Regions from separate parts of the Mus musculus genome. Here region 1 is linked to region 2. A link is a loop called in an ENCODE intact Hi-C map of the cell type or tissue named here. Cell type or tissue: left cerebral cortex. All regions are shown on one strand.

Region 1 (8,000 bases), 1.9 Mb before region 2:
AAATATTTTCCTATTAGTTAATGTGTATATATATGTACATATGATAAGTGTTTCATGATCTCTGCTGGCCCCTCTCATTAAACTTTTGTACAATGTGGAGCAACAGTGACTGAGGGGGTAGAATAATTCTATGTGCTCCTAACTGTGTTAAATCACCCCGCCCCGATAAAAACTGACTAGTAAAATGCTACTACTTTAGAAAGAATTCACTATTGCTATAGGATTTAAATGTTTCGCTATACTAATTGACAATTGTCAATCAAAAGCCTGTCTGAATTAAAAAAAAATGAAAGGAGTGATAACTTTAAGAGGATGGGTGAGGTAGGAAAACTAGTTCTGAAGATGTGAGAAATATGATTTAAGATAAAATCAACAAATAAGTGGCAGGTATTTAACATAATTCAGTATATATATGTCAACTTCATTTTCTACTACATTTCTAAAAGTTTTAAAAATATGATTGGCAATACATTCCATATAATCCTTACCTGGGAGAATGTACTAATAAGCTATTGGTTGTAGCTCTGGGACTTGCACTTTAATCAATCTATTTTGCAACTAAAATGCCTTCATAGAATAGGGAGTAAGTGAAGAATTGAGTAATCAGAATACAAAACCTCTTGAAGACTTTTTATGGAAAGCATGAATTCGTTCAGCATTGAGTAGGACGCACTTTGTCCTGATGTCATTGACATCGGTACTGGAAAAGTGCTCAGGAAATGTAGTTTCTTTCATAAAGAGCAGAATTCCTATCACTGGATAAAAATTGAGACGTTGATTTTAATACAATGAAAGAACTCATAAGAATATCAGCACTCTACAATGCTGATAGAGTTGACCGTTTGACAATCTTGAAAAATAGAAATTTATGAAGCAAGGTAAATTAAAAATCTTCTCTCACTTCTGGCTCCTTTCACATTTCTTTCTCTACATTGTGAACCTCAGTAGAATCTCACTCAACCTGTCTCATAAATATTCATGATGTGATTTGGGTGTCATTTAAATAATCTAGAGTAAGTACCTCCACTTAAGATTCGCAATCACATATTTTGCTAGTGAAGGTAATAAAAGGGATGAGGAGCGCCTGGTTACCCACTTGGTTGGCAAAGGGAGACCATCACTAAAATGCTGAGTCATCTATACTGTTCTGGATCATGTAGCCCATTGTCTCCTAAAGAAAGAAAGTTAAGTTGTTATTTTCTGGAGTCTTGATCAAATTGACAAGAATCTACTTCGATTTATTTATTTATTTATTTATTTATTTATTTATTTATTTATTTATTTTTGAGACCGTTTCTCTGTGTAACCCTTGCTGTCCTGGAACTTGCTCTGTAGTCCAGAGTTGCCTCAGACTCAGAGATCTTTTATTAACCAATCAGAGGTAACTGTTGAGCATCTTTTACACCACATTGATACAGGAGAGCCTTGAATATTTATGACAATGCCCATGTCTGGACAGTAACTAGATCTCAGGGGAACAGAAATCACATTGGAATGCACAGTACACAAGACCATGTACACATAATATAAAGTTGTGTACAAAACTCATACAAATAACACAACTTCAGGATACAGGAGGAACATCTGGGAAATAAAAGGAAAAGCTGCCATTTTTGTGTTTAATGACAGCAGAATATTTTGGCAGATACAGGAGTAGCTCTAGATGCTGCTTTTTTTGTTAGGAACTGACATTGTCAACAGAAATTTCCACTAGCAACCGCACCTCCATCAGAAACTTTCATCATCCAAGACACTGAGTGTGTGTAGCTCAGGATGCTGTGGTAGCTTCTGTCATCCAGTTACCACCAGACAGAATGGCAGTCATGGAAGCCAGGAGAAGAGACTCCAGGAATTATAAAGAGTTATATACTCCAGGAATATTATGTCAGACTTCTCCTTCTATTCTGTGTAGCAGCTGGCTACACAGAAGAAATGTTGTGACCTCCCTAACCTGATGGGGCATTCCAGGGGGTCTTATCCTAGAGCACTGAGGGGCTAATGCTGCATGGAGAGGCCAACACTTAACTGGGGTTGGCTTACAGGTTCAGAGGTTCAGTCCATTATCATCAAGGCAGGAACGTGGCAGCATCCAGGCAGGCATGGTGCAGAAGGAGCTGAGAGTTCTACATCTTCATCTGAAGGCTGCTAGCAGAATTCTGACTTCCAGGCAGCTGAGGGTCTTAAAGCCCATGCCCACAGTGACACACCTATTCTAACAAGGCCACACCTCCTAATAGTGTCACTTCCTAGCCAAGCATATTCAAATCATGTCATGGGGCCATCTTATGGCTCCCATTCAGCCTATTTCTGTTTGTGCAAGCACATTTTTACTGTCCATTGCTGCCTATACTTCAGTAAATATAATCCTAAAGAGAGGGTTCTCCCTGGGTCTTTAAATGGTCTACCTCTAAGTTCCCACAACATGTCGAAATTAGATCAAATCTATTTGTTATGGTTTTTGCTTAGTAACCTCTTTCCTTGATAGCGGTGTTATCTCCGTGCCTTAGGATCGACGGAAGAGGAATCACCTCCTTCGATGGGATTACATCAGAAAGAGCCAGCTGTGAGGACTTTAGATTAAAGGGTAGCACAATCATATCATACAGTGCTTCACTCAGGGTAGCTCATCTTGTTGCCTGGCTCATGCTTAAAGGGACTGAAGGTTAGTTAGTGAGCACTTTGTCCTGACCGATGACGAGGATAAGCAATTTAGCTCATCACATGTAAGACAAATAATGAGAATCTAGCTTTGTTGAACAAGAGGGGCACATGGCTGGAGAGATGGCACTCAAGAGATGAGTACATCCTTGATCATCTGAGTTCAGTCCTAAGATCCCAGGGGAGAAGGCAAGAATCAGCTTCCAACGGTTGTCCTATGATGTCCTATGGTGCAGGCCATGCCACATGCAGGCCATGGTACGCATGCACACACCACCACCACCACCACCACCACCACCACCAAATAGTGTAAATCTGCCAAAAAGAAAAGTAACATGTGCGTCCTAAATCCTCTGGTGGGGCAATGAGGAGACAGAAATGTTGCTTCTGAGGCCTCCACTTGGGGGTTTCTTTACCTGAGCCTCTAACTCCTTTTTACATGAGGGAAATTCCTTCTGCACAGATCTTATGATCGCAGTACTGTATGGCAGAAAACTCTTTCCTCTTTTGCAGGAGTCCTTTTTGTTCTTTGCAATAGCGATTTTGCATTAAAGTTTTTCCTAAATGTGGAGAGACCTTTTTGGACATCTTAAACATCTGGAAACCCTAAGAAACCTTCTGGGCAAAGATATCGTAACGCCATGGTCTCTCTTCCCAGCAATGTTTCCAGAGTCTCTCCTTCCTCAGTGTCTGTGGGTTTTGATTGATTAACAACATATAAATAAGAAACCCTTCATCAGGTATGCTGTGCATATTTTCTGCCTCTCTGTGGCTTGTTTTTAAATGTCTTAACAGAGCCTTTTGCTGAACAGGTTTTGCATTTTGATTCAATGCTGAATGCTCTTTCTCCTCTATGCTGAGATATCCCGATACATCAAAGACAGCAAACGATCTCCATTACTATTGTTACATTATTCCCAGAGGGCACGCTGAGATTTTCTTTGTCCACATCCAAGTCTTTCGAAGTTTGTTCTGACAACTCTTACCTCTTCTGTTAATCATCTTTGGTAACGCTCCAAGCCAAGTTTCCTGGGTCAAGCCTGGGTATGTTTATCTCCGGGTGCATTACTTAATTTAGGATTTTGAGCTTACATAGCTAAGAGGTTAGTTTGTTGGGGTTATTTTGATTGTGTGTTTTTATTTGTTTTTGTTTTTAATTTTCTTTCTCTTCCCTCTTCTCTCTATTCCTCCTTACTCACCACTGAGCTTCTCCGTCAGCTTCTGTCCCAACATATATGTGGAATCCTAAAGGTTTTTGGAAAGCATTTCGACACCCTTTCTACTTTTCCAGAAGTTTCTGTAGGGCTGCATATTTATATTCTCACCTGGGAAGGCCTGAAAGGAGGCCCCGGGCAAAACCAGATTTAGTATGCTCAAAAGAAATACCAGGTATGGCTTTTCTCACAATTTTATTTCGACATTTTATTTTTTAGATTTTCTGTTGATTAGGTTACAGCAGTCACATCTTGAATTTATTATACAAAATCATTTAACCCGAGTTCATTTTTATGTTTTTATGGAAGTCATGACTGTGCCTTTGGGGAAAAGTTATCCTTTATTGGCATTGCTAGACTCGATTTTCCTAAAGAACATTACAGAGTTACTTCTGAAAATGCAACCTTGACCTCCTAAGGCCGAATCCTCATTTCTAGCATCCGCCCCTCCGGTCTTCCGACTTCCGACCAGTAGGGAGCAGCACTGATCCGACATACCAGCGCGCGCATTGGGGTTCCTCTCTTCCCTTTCGTCTGCTCTTTTGCACCTTTCCGTTGGACTCTCTTCTCATTCCCTTAACTTTTCTTCATTGTCCTGCTCACGTTCCTTCAGGGTCCACCCAGATTCCTAAGCGATTTCTGAGAAACGCCTCCACTGAGGTGATATTCACATAATCCGTAGTGCCCTCCCCGGGTCTCAATACCCTTGATCCCCGGTACCACCCAAGTCTGTCAATCTTTCCACCTCCGAATGGAGACTTACGGTCTACTAGCTGGTGGCTTGCAAGTGCTTGGGACGCCCAGTGTTGCCGTAAATAAGGAAGAAACATTATTAATAGTTAACATTAAAAGTGTAAGATGATATTAATAACTATTTTAAAAAAGGTGATATTTTGAAATGGAATTTTCTCGTATGGGTAGTATAATTACTTGTACGATTAAAGTACAAACTACCGGAGCATTGGTGGTTCAGTGGTAGAATTCTCGCCTGCCACGCGGGAGGCCCGGGTTCGATTCCCGGCCAATGCAGGTCTCGTTTTCCTTTTTTCTAAATCATGTATTCGAAATACAATCTGTCTTAGAATCATTCGTTTTTCCTACTTAAATTTCAATTACTCGTACATAGTAATCATATTTTAAATAAAATCGTTCTTTCAAATGAAAGGGACTAGTAGGTTAGTGACAAACTATTTTCTTAAAGAAACATTGAATTTCATTTATCTATTTAAAATAAAATCCTTCGGAGCTCATTTTGCTATATGTAAATCACCAATTAAATCAGCTAATCACTACACATTGGAAAAAGCTGTCAGAAGACAGTGTTCACATCGAACTATACAAGTGTGATTTCAAAGAACACCTAGGCAGCTCTAGCAGAGTGGCGCAGCGGAAGCGTGCTGGGCCCATAACCCAGAGGTCGATGGATCGAAACCATCCTCTGCTAAGGTGCAGCTTTTTTTTTTCCTCGTCACACAAAACCAAAGTTTTATTCACTTTCTATTTGCTTGCAGAAACCGAAAGTAATAACTAATTAAAGCATGCTGCGCACAATATTTCTTCGAGATGAAGATGAAAACATCTCGAAGCGCGCTTTCAATTAGCTGAGGGATGGTAAACAGACTCGGAGGTGGTAAACCCAGGTGCAGAAGTAGCATGTCTGTGCGCCTCTAAACTGCATACTACGAATGTCCCGTTCAAAGAGACTACTTATAGCCAGCTCGGTTTAAGAGTGTCTGTGAAAGTTACATGGAGTAGCCTTTTCCACCTGCTCCGTTTTCCTCCTTGGCGCGTATCACCACCAGCTCAGTATGGTGTGTTTTATTCCTTGATTTCTTTAGAGCTCTGGAGATTTCCCAACTTGAGAATTTTTTCTATACAGGAGTATAAAGTCTGTGTGGAACAATAGTCGCTTGGTGGAGAATTGAGTGTCGTCCCTGGTGAGGTCTTGAGAAGGAAAGGCCACACGCCAGCCCTACTTCCTTTCCACAGTCAATATCTGGAAAAAAAACTGACATCTTATCCGTTATAGTCAATCTCTATCGAGCTGAGATATCCCGATACATCAAAGACAGCAAACGATCCCCATTACTATTGTTACATTATTCCCAGAGGGCACGCTGAGATTTTCTTTGTCCACATTCAAGTCTTTCGAAGTTTGTTCTGACAACTCTTACCTCTTCTGTTAATCATCTTTGGTAATGCTCCAAGCCAAGTTTCCTGGCTCAAGCCTGGGTGCATTTATCTCCCAATATCAGGCCTTGAAAGTACCAGCCCCCTGCTAAGTCCTGCAGGCAGAGATGTGGTGCATAATCAAATGAACCTACTGACACTTCTGATAAAGTATTTTACAGAGCAAAGTTCAGAGATTATAACACAACAGTAACAGTTAAAATTTTAAAGTTTTGCTTTTATATAATTCCAGTTGCTCACCAGATGGAGGGTGACTTGAACCAATAAATTGCTGGGCAACGTATAGAGACCTTCTTTCAGGGGAAAAATATAAATAAAATAAAATTTAAGCCTGGTACTGATATTTTTCCTCTTAAAATATGTGCTTCCTTCTGGAATTCAAACTGGCACACATTTCTCTTTTCTTTCTTTTCTCTTTTCTTCTTCTTCTTCTTCTTCTTCTTCTTCTTCTTCTTCTTCTTCTTCTTCTTCTTCTTCTTCTTCTTCTTCTTCATTTTCTACTTAAAAATCTTAATTGTTGAGATGTTAAAGTCAGAAGGAAACAGTGCTCTCTAATGCTCAATCATGAGTGGAGAGATAAAGAAGAGGGGCCATTGATTCGTTAGACAACCATTTTAAATGGAATTTGAGATCCTTGCTTCATCTAAAATTGACTGGAGGAGAGAGAAAGAGAAAGGAGAGGAGGGGAGATACAGAGCATAGTAGGCAGTTCATTCACCCAGGGATTTGTAGTAGGGAGGGAGGAGTCTTCAGGCTGATTGTTGTTACCTTACCCTCTTCCCTTTTATGTCTTGTAAGACAGAAGAGAAGGGAAAACCACTAAAGAAAAGGGAGGGAATTTTAGAGACAGGACTGAGAAAAACAGGTAGAAGAGATTTGTATCACAAGGCACAGGTAAACAGGTGACGCTCCCTCTATTTAATCCTCAGCCTTCTATACAGATATCAAAATATCATGCTGGACCCAACTAATGTATAAACTTCCCCTTGCCAGTTAAAAATAATGTCATTAAAAAACAAAAGAAAGGTAATCTAAGTAGAAAAGATTGCTTGTTTTGCATTTTAAACTTAGATAACTATTCAATCAACAATAAACAACGTTTGAGAGGTTAGGAAATACCAGAGGTAGTGTTTCAGAGGTAGTGTTTGCTTAGCAAATACAATGACTGACCTGAGTTCGGTTTTCAAGACTAAAACACACAAACCCAAAATAACAACAATAAACAAGGCTAAACATTTCTTACCCTTCACCCTCACCTCGCTGTTGTTAGGAGGTCAAGGCTGTTCTTTACGGCTTACTTTTTTTTGTCTTAACTAGCTTTCAAATGTCTGTTATGTGAGACCCTATACTCTGCCTAGAGGGGCCAAGCAAGGAATGTCTTCTTAGTGGAGAATCAACTGGGAAACTCTGGGCATTTGAGTCAGGCCTCGGTGGCAGGACACTTCATGAGTTTGTTGGGGTCCAGAAATTTTTGTTCATATCCAGTTTTTCAACTTTGAGATTAAAAAACAATAGCAACGTTTGTTTGTTTAGTCTGGGTCATATTCTAAATGTTTGCTAGATAACATACAAAAGATTTAGGCTATTTCATATTTAAACACATACCTTCTTCAAAACTGGAAGCCCCAGCCAGTGAAACTGTGTTGTCCAGGAACACAGTGGGCACTGCCGCTCCCCAGCTCCTGCCAGTTCCTACCGGCTTTATGGGTACCCACACTCTGATTGTTCTTATCACAGAGCTAAGAAACTATTAAAACATGTTCTGCTCCTTATTGAAAGAGGAATGCTAAGACAATGGACCTAAAAAATTAAGATTTCCTCTAGGAGGGCTGGAGAGATGGCTCGGCCATTAAACGGCTAGGCTCATAACTAAAAATATAAGATTTCCTCCAGGAATCCCAAGAAGGGGAAGGGGAAGGGGAAGGCTGACATCCTGAC
Region 2 (8,000 bases):
TATATGTCTCCATGCAAATATGTGCTCCTTTCCATAAGGAACATTAGTGGGACATCAAAGTCCTCAGGTGAAGTACACCATGGATTCTCCATTATAGCATTCACTTCTATCTCAAGCCCTTGTACTTTCTTCAGAAGGGCACATGGTGTTGTCTTATATCCTTGCTCAGAGATGACGATGTGCTTGAAAGCATCTTCCATTCTGCACTGTGTCTTGGCTACTTTTAATATGTGCTATTTTGTTGTAATGCTCTATAACTTTGTGTACAATAGCTATTCTTTCATTCATTTCTTTTATTTATTTATTTATTTATTTATTTATTTATTTATTTATTTATTTATTTATTATATGTAAGTACATTGTAGCTGTCTTCAGACACTCAGAAGAGGGGGTCAGATCTTGTTATGGATGGTTGTGAGCCACCATGTGGTTGCTGGGATTTGAACTCTGGACCTTTGGAAGAGCAGTCGGGTGCTCTAACCCACTGAGCCATCTCACCAGCCCTCTTTTTTTTTTAAAGATTGATTTATTATTATATCTAAGTACACTGTAGCTGTCTTCAGACACACACCAGAAGAGGGCATCAGCTCTCATTACAGGTGGTAGTGAGCCACCATGTGGTGGCTGAGATTTGAACTCAGGACCTTCAGAATTGCTCTTAACCGCTGAGCCATCTCTCCAGCTCCCTTTCATTCATTTCTTTATTGGACACAGGATCTTGCCATGTATTTACTATGTAGTCCAAGCTCTACTTGAATTAACTTTTGACCCTGAGTTCCTGATTCCCTTGTCCCCACCTCTCAAATGTGCAAATCATAGGGTCATTGCTTTGCACTTCTACAAGACTAAATCTTCTATTTTGTTTCTTCTCTTTTTTTCCAATTCTTAATTTGTTACCTTATGTTTCTAATATTATACTTAAAATTTTATCAATTACTAGTCTTATACTTTACAAATTAATTAAGTTTGGGTCTAGCTTTATTTTATTTTCTTGCTTTGATTTCCCTGGCTATCCTGGAACTCCCTATGCAGACCAAGACTGGCCTTGAAGTTACATTGATCTTCCTGTCACTGCCTCCACGTTCTGCATAACTTGAAAGCCCATCAATTTTTTAATTTTTATTTATATTTTTAAAAGATTTATTTATTTATTTATTTATTTATTTATTTATTTATTTAATGTAGGTGAGTATACTATTGCTCTCTTCAGACACACCAGAAGAAGTCAACAGACTCCATTGCAAATGGTTGTGAGCCACCATGTTGGTTGCTGGGACCTCTGGACCTCTAGAAGAGCAGTCAGTGCTCTTAACTGCTGAGCCATCTCTCTATCTCATAAAACCCATTAATTTGTTAATCCATATTATTTTCTTACCATGTTACATGCTACAGTATTGAGATATAATTATCTTATAAGTATGCATTTTCTTGTTTTAATTACCATTTATTTCTTAAGAGCAGACTGGCCAAACCTATGTTATACAATACCAACAATCAATCTTTGCAAATTTGTTTTATAGTTTGCAGTTTCTTAGATGAATTAATTCAATTTTTTTACAAGTCAGAGTAGGCTACCTTTGAATTCCATGTAGAGCAGAATTTCCAGCATCCATTGCTATGCTCCATTTATGTAATGCTAGGAGTCAAACTCAAGGCTTCATGAATGCTGGGCAAGTATGCTAGAAGCTGAGCTACAACCTCAGTGACCAAAATGTTGCTCATTCCACTCTTCTGCTTTCTGTGATCTCATTCATTAGGTTGAGCTGCCTTTTCCCTCCATTATTTATTTCCTTCCTTCCTCCCTTCCTTCCTTTTTCCTTTTAAAGATAATGTTTACTATATGAACCTGACTGACCTAGAACTCACAGAGATCCACCTGGCTCCTCCCCACTCCCCCTCTGCCACCCCCACCCCCCAATCTCTTTTCCTGAGACAAGGACATACTATGTAGACCAGACTGGCTGGGATTATCAGTAATCTTCTTGTTAGAGCCTTCCATATTGGAATTCTTTGTTTTGAAGATGGTCAATGAGGTTTCTAAAGAGCCCGGCGTGGCAAATGTGGAAGCTCTTTGGAACATTCACGTATTTCAAAGCTCGTGGATGACCACAGTCATGGTTCAACCTGATTCACCCTCAGGAGAGGTCCCTCAGGTTTAAGCTCCCACTTAACGTTTGACTCACAGGAGACAATAAATGATAGCTACTCACTGACTTAAGTATTCCTGTTTGGACTTTTTTCTTCCTTCCTTCCTTCCTTCCTTCCTTCCTTCCTTCCTTCCTTCCTTCCTTCCTTCCTCCCTCCCTCCCTCCCTCCCTCCCTCTCTCCCTTCCTACCCCCCTTCCTCCCTCCCTCCCTCCCTCTCTCTTTCTTTCTTTCTTTCTTTCTTTCTTTCTTTCTTTCTTTCTTTCTTTCTTCTTTCTCTTCCTTTCCTTCTTTCTTCATATAGCAATAGATAAACAAGACCATGAAGCTGTCATAACCTTAATGACAAAACCTAGGGAAGGTAGCCCTCAAAGAAAAAATTCATATGTGAAAATAAGTTGGGAAGAATTCATGTAAAATGTTAACAAAAATGTATTTTATCTAATTAATTAAGACATAGTTTAATTAAATAACTCATCATGAACTAAAAATACCTGTCTTATAAATGCAAGCAAGAACCAACATTAGGAACTCCAACTCTATTTCTTTAAAGAGGTCAAGAAAGAGTAGCATGTAATTTCATGTGATATCAACACATAAAGGATAAAATTCATAACTAATTACTAACTGAGAATTAAATGGTGGAAGGAAATTGCAACTCAGTAAACGCTAAACACATACACACGCAAATATTTTGACTTAAAAACTCCCAAATCATTATTATGGAAAGGACAATGATGTTAGCTTTTCTTTTTCTTTCCTTCATATTCTCTCTTTCTCTCTCTTTGTCTCACTATGTGGTCTTTATAGGCTTGATTTGTAGACCAGTCTGCCAAACTCATAGAGATCTGCCTGCTTCTAACTCCTGAGTGGCTGGGATTAAAGGCCTGCACCACCACATCCTATGGCTTTCTTTCCTTTCAAGAAATTTATTATTTTTATTGTATGTGTATGATTTATACATATGCCTATATTTATATATGTGCATTGCATGTGTACCCCAGGAGGCCAGAAGAGGACCACCAGACAATGAGTACTGTATTTGTTAAGAGCTTATACTTCGAGTCAGCATAACATGATGAGCATCTTGTAATAATTTTCATTTATTTATTTCTTGTCTTGAAAATCCATCAACTTTAGAAAATTCTCAGCAATGATCCCAGTGTTTCTACCTCATACACGGATGCACAGTTCTAAGAATGCAAAGTAATAAATAATTAGTACTGGATCTCCCTGGTGCTCCAAGACACAAGAGTACCTTAGCAAAACCTTAATTAAATGTCCAGTTTAGCTACTGTATCTGTTGATTTGTATTCTAGAATGTAAGCCTGATCCAGAGCCAAGTTCAGAGCTTGAGCTTTTCGGTGTAGTTGTGCTTGGCAGTGTGAACTTACATTTTCTGCTGAAGAAAGATCTTTTGTCTCGTGCCTCAACATCACTAGCTCAAGATGCTGTTTAAGGCTCTACTTCAAGGTCAAAGTAATACTTTATGTACCAGAGTTTAGGCAGGGCAAAAGTCAGCTGTAGATCTTGGGGTTTCACACAGGCCATGTCCCTTGACCTGAGCAGTGTCGTATTTTGTAAAAGGAAAACATCAGTAGGATTTTTATTTGTCTATAGTGGTATCAAACGTGTCATTACTCAACAGTCTATCCCTACAACATGACCCTGTTATTGTTCGTGAGGGTGTGAGTTCGTGAGGTTCTAAATTCACTGCTTCCTCCATCCTATCCAGTATACTTCAAATTCGACCTGATCCATGTTGAGATTTTTTTAAAAACCTGTATTTGCTTTTCTCCTAGCCACACTACTTCTCAGCCTCTCTATTTCCTTGATTTATTTTCTCTGCCATCATCTCTTCCCTAAGCACAAGATGCCAGTCTGCCTGGTGAAGACACAGCTACATCTGACAGACCTGGATTTTCCTCCTTCTGGCTTCAGCCTGCTTCCTGCTTTCCAGGTGTAACAAGTGCACCACCACTATGGGCAAGGGGCACCTAGGACACATACTTGTTGAAAGCTGCCAAAGACGTGAACTAAGTAACTGTTTAAGATACAGTAACAGAGAACCTAATCATCCCTGATTGCTTTTCCTTCTGCCAGAGCATAATCTCTGCCAGTGGCAAATCCAGTCACATTGAAATTGGCCTGCTTGCAAAGCAAGCATCTACAAACAACCACATTTCTGTGGGAACTCTTGTCTTAAACCCTTTTTCTATAAGACACATACCTTATAAAAAGAAAAGGTTGTGGGTTGGAATGAAGAAGAAAGCAAAAGCTCCAATTGAAACGAAATTGTTTGAGAGTGCTCATTTGTGCTCAAGGAGAGCAATCTCGGGATGCTAAGGTCGGTTCAGTCTCTAGAAGAGGAACTTGGATACGTAAGCGCACAGATAAAGAGCTGCATGCTTAAAACATCTTTAGTTAATTTTAGTACCTATAATTGATAGCAAATTAACTATTCTGAACTTGTATGCCATGTGGATGTATGTGCCAGTGAGTGTGTGGTTCCCTGAAACCATTACGATCACCCTCATTTCCAGGGCACCACCGAGTTCACATAAACACAAGTTTGAAGCATGAGAACCCTGGCAGGCATGGTAGTACACGGGAATAAATTTCACTTGGGAAGGATTGAAAATTCCGGGCTAACTTGGCCTATACTTCTTGATCACATGTCCAACAGATTGAGAAAAAACAAACAAACAAACAAACAAACAAACAAAAACCAAAAAACCGCATAGTTTTAAGTTTAAGGATACTTGAAACAACAACAACTCATTTGTTGAAAGAATGCCTGGCTCTTTAAAGTCCTTGAAATCATTCGTGCAAATGCGCACTTGGTTTGTTTTCTTGGTAACAGGCTTGGTGCTCTGCCAGCTTCCTGGGCAATGCAGGAGAATGGCAGTCTGGATCAACTGAGATATGACGGTTACTCGCTTTTTGTAATGCGGCACGATGCAGGCAATGTGCTTTAAAATGTAATTGATGCCCATGGCCTTGGATAAGATGCTCATGTTGGGGCTCACCTGCTTCAGCACGTTGTACACTTGCTAGAAGCTCTCCTTTCAGTAGCGTTTGCGCTCCTTGTCCTTCTGTTTGTTGATGGCAGCTTCTAAGAATCCTTCTGTGGGGCAGGCTCGGACTTCGCCAGCTCAGGGATTGTGTAAAATTTAACTCCCTCCCTTGGGCACACTAAACATTTGGTAAAATACCTACTCCGTCACCAGTTAACACCACATTCATTTACATTACGCAGTATTCAAATGAGGTTAATAAGATTTCTTTCAGGATTGGGTTAGTTTTAGTGTTTCGTCACGAACAGGAACGTAAACGACACTTGAAGGTCTACTGTCTCATTGGCTGTCTTGTCACTTCGCTTTCACCAATCGGGACGTACGAATTAAACTGCACAAATCTGCTATAGCTAACCTATTTAAGCACGATCGCTATCAAACATGGGGGAACACAGAAAAAAAAGTACTCTAGTTGGGTTTGTATGCTTGATTTCAGCAGTCAGAACTGAGATGAGATGCGGGTGGGGTTGTCAGGACATCGATCCTGCTCTTTACGCACTGAATCGCTCAATGCTTAAGATTCTATCTCTAAATCATTCTGCTATCTCCCTTAAAAGTTATCGACGTGGCAGCCGGGAGTAAACTACTTCATTCCCATGGTCTCTAAGGGTCACTTGTGGGATATGAACTTACCCACCACCACCACACATACAGGAGATTATGTACAGACCTTCAGATAGCTAAGCTAGAGTTAACACCATTGCGCACACCCACATATCCCCAGCCTCCTCTGCTAAGCTCAGCCCACTAAGGTTTGTTCCCACCCTAACCACACCCCCTGTGAATGTGCAACAGCTCTTTTACTGAGAGTTGTGGGTGGCTCTGAAAAGAGCCTTTGGGTTGTTGGGCTTCTAAGCAGTTGGCCAAAGAAAATTTACTTTTTCTTGGCTGCGGTTTTCTTTGGCTTAGCTGCCTTAGGCTTGGAGGTTTTTGGTTTGGCCGCTTTAGGCTTTACCGTTTTCGCCTTGGCAGGGCTCTTGGGCGCCTTCTTAGCCTTAGTTGCCTTTGCCTTCTTCGGGCTCTTAGCTTTTTTGGCTCCTGCAGCTGCAGCTGGCTTCTTCGCTTTCTTTGGAGTCTTCTTGGTGCTCTTCTTGGCGGTGGCTGTCCCCGCAGCCTTCTTGGGCTTCTTGGCTGCGCCCGCAGGCTTCTTCGCCTTGGCCGCGCCTGCCCTTTTTGCTTTGGGCTTAGCCTCACCGGAAGCCGCCTTCTTGTTGAGTTTGAAGGAGCCGGAGGCGCCGGTGCCCTTGGTCTGCACCAGGGTACCCTTGCTCACCAGGCTCTTCAGGCCGAGCTTGATGCGGCTGTTGTTCTTCTCCACATCGTACCCCGCGGCCGCCAGCGCCTTCTTGAGCGCAGCCAGGGACACGCCGCTGCGCTCCTTGGAGGCGGCCACAGCCTTGGTGATGAGTTCGGACACCGGGGGTCCGGAGGTTTTGCGCTTCGCGCCACCTGCGGCCTTGCGGGCCTTCTTCTTGACGGGTGTCTTCTCGGCGGGGGCCGGTGCGGCGGGCGCAGCAGGCGCGGTCTCGGACATGGCGAAGCGTGTGAGGAGAGAGAACTCGAGCCGGAAGCAGAGGGACTGGCCAGGACTCGGGCCGCGGCGCTGCGCCCGCCCGTTTATATAGGGCGGAGCTGCGCCGTGATTGGTGCGCTGTCCAGCCCGCCTCGCTGGCAGCCGCGGAGTGTCCTCTCAGATGCGGAGTTGTGTTTGTTACACCTCAAAAAAAGCCAAAAATGTCAAAATTCCCTACATCGAATTGCCCGATTTTTAAAAAATAATGTTCCCCGAAGTCTCGGGCTTCATGCACATCTCAAAAAGTGAGCAAAGCATTAAGCCTTCTGCCAAAAACTTGCAATATTTCCTGCGGTGTTCAGCAAATTTCAACTCAGAGAAACAAAACTTTCTATTTTCTTCGTAAATTATAAACTGATCTTGGACTGTACAGTTTTCTGACCCATCAAAGACGATTCTCCAAGTGGTTAGCTTCTTGTGTAGCCCAAAACCTTGCCTTTGGCATTATGATTTTTATTACAAATCTGCACTTAAGTGAAGGAAGTAACACAGGCTCCTCCGAGAGTCCTGCCTATTGAGCAGAGGGCATTTGAGTTCATCAAACTGGTTTAGTTCAATGCTTAACAGATTATTTACCATTTTGAGTTAAATTCTTCTCTCATAGGCCATGAGTCTATATATCTATGGTTTTATTTCTGCCGCTTCTCCTAAGTTTTAAAATAATTTCTTAGTATAATTCTTTTCTTTCTGTTCCCATGGGTTGGGGGCGGGGCTGTTGCTTTTCTATTTCTCTGGACAAACTACTCCTTTGGGTTGAGGTACCTCAAATTCAGAGTACTGGGGTCGGGGGAGAGTACAAAACATACTTATGGTGCAGACATAAAAATGACTAATTTCCAAGAAACATATAAATGCTGTTTTCAACGTCTTTGGAAATGAAGGTGGGATTTACTTTGAGGAATTTCTCTTGGGTCTTGCATAGTTCTTCTGACATGTTTTAGGACTAAATTGTAATGTGGTATATTAAAACTAGATAACTGAGCCATTGATCAAGAGAAACACACATGAGAAATATAGCTCAGAACATCTCTACTGCCTTCGTTACAGAATCCTAGCCCCGTTACTGAACAGCTGTTCTCCATATATGGCTACTCCTTATGGAAACATGGGAATAATGTTTCGTGGATCTCCTCAGGGTAAATGAGGGGTTAAGATTTAATCTTAGAATCATATTTGAGAAGACATTCAAACAGATTCAAAGACAT

Evidence for each region. A loop is a pair of places that touch in the nucleus more often than their neighbours do. Peaks named below come from ENCODE experiments on the same cell type or tissue, not always from the same donor. Only the 100,000 strongest peaks of a DNase experiment are listed, where the experiment ranks them.
Region 1: it touches region 2 in a loop (5-fold over the local background); 3 of 42 quality-filtered maps call a loop at or near these places.

The regions. Positions count from the first base shown.
Region 1 is chr13:21,705,750-21,713,749 of GRCm38, forward strand. It overlaps n-TGgcc7 (a tRNA gene), which reads left to right and starts at 4,831; the gene lies at 4,831-4,901. n-TMcat7 (a tRNA gene) reads left to right here and starts at 5,245; the gene lies at 5,245-5,316. In left cerebral cortex, a CTCF peak has its summit at 4,343 (motif pointing right); DNase peaks (open chromatin) are centred at 4,436, 4,840 and 5,263; H3K4me3 peaks cover 1,935 bases; H3K27ac peaks cover 721 bases.
Region 2 is chr13:23,615,742-23,623,741 of GRCm38, forward strand. H2bc6 (H2B clustered histone 6) reads right to left here and starts at 5,353. Exons shown (of 2, transcript NM_001177653.1): 1 at 5,175-5,353. H1f4 (H1.4 linker histone, cluster member) reads right to left here and starts at 6,817. Exons shown (of 1, transcript NM_015787.4): 1 at 6,036-6,817. The coding sequence starts at 6,756. The coding sequence ends at 6,097. In left cerebral cortex, no CTCF peak of the experiment used is centred here; DNase peaks (open chromatin) are centred at 4,720, 5,443, 5,951, 6,387 and 3 more places; H3K4me3 peaks cover 3,493 bases; H3K27ac peaks cover 2,895 bases.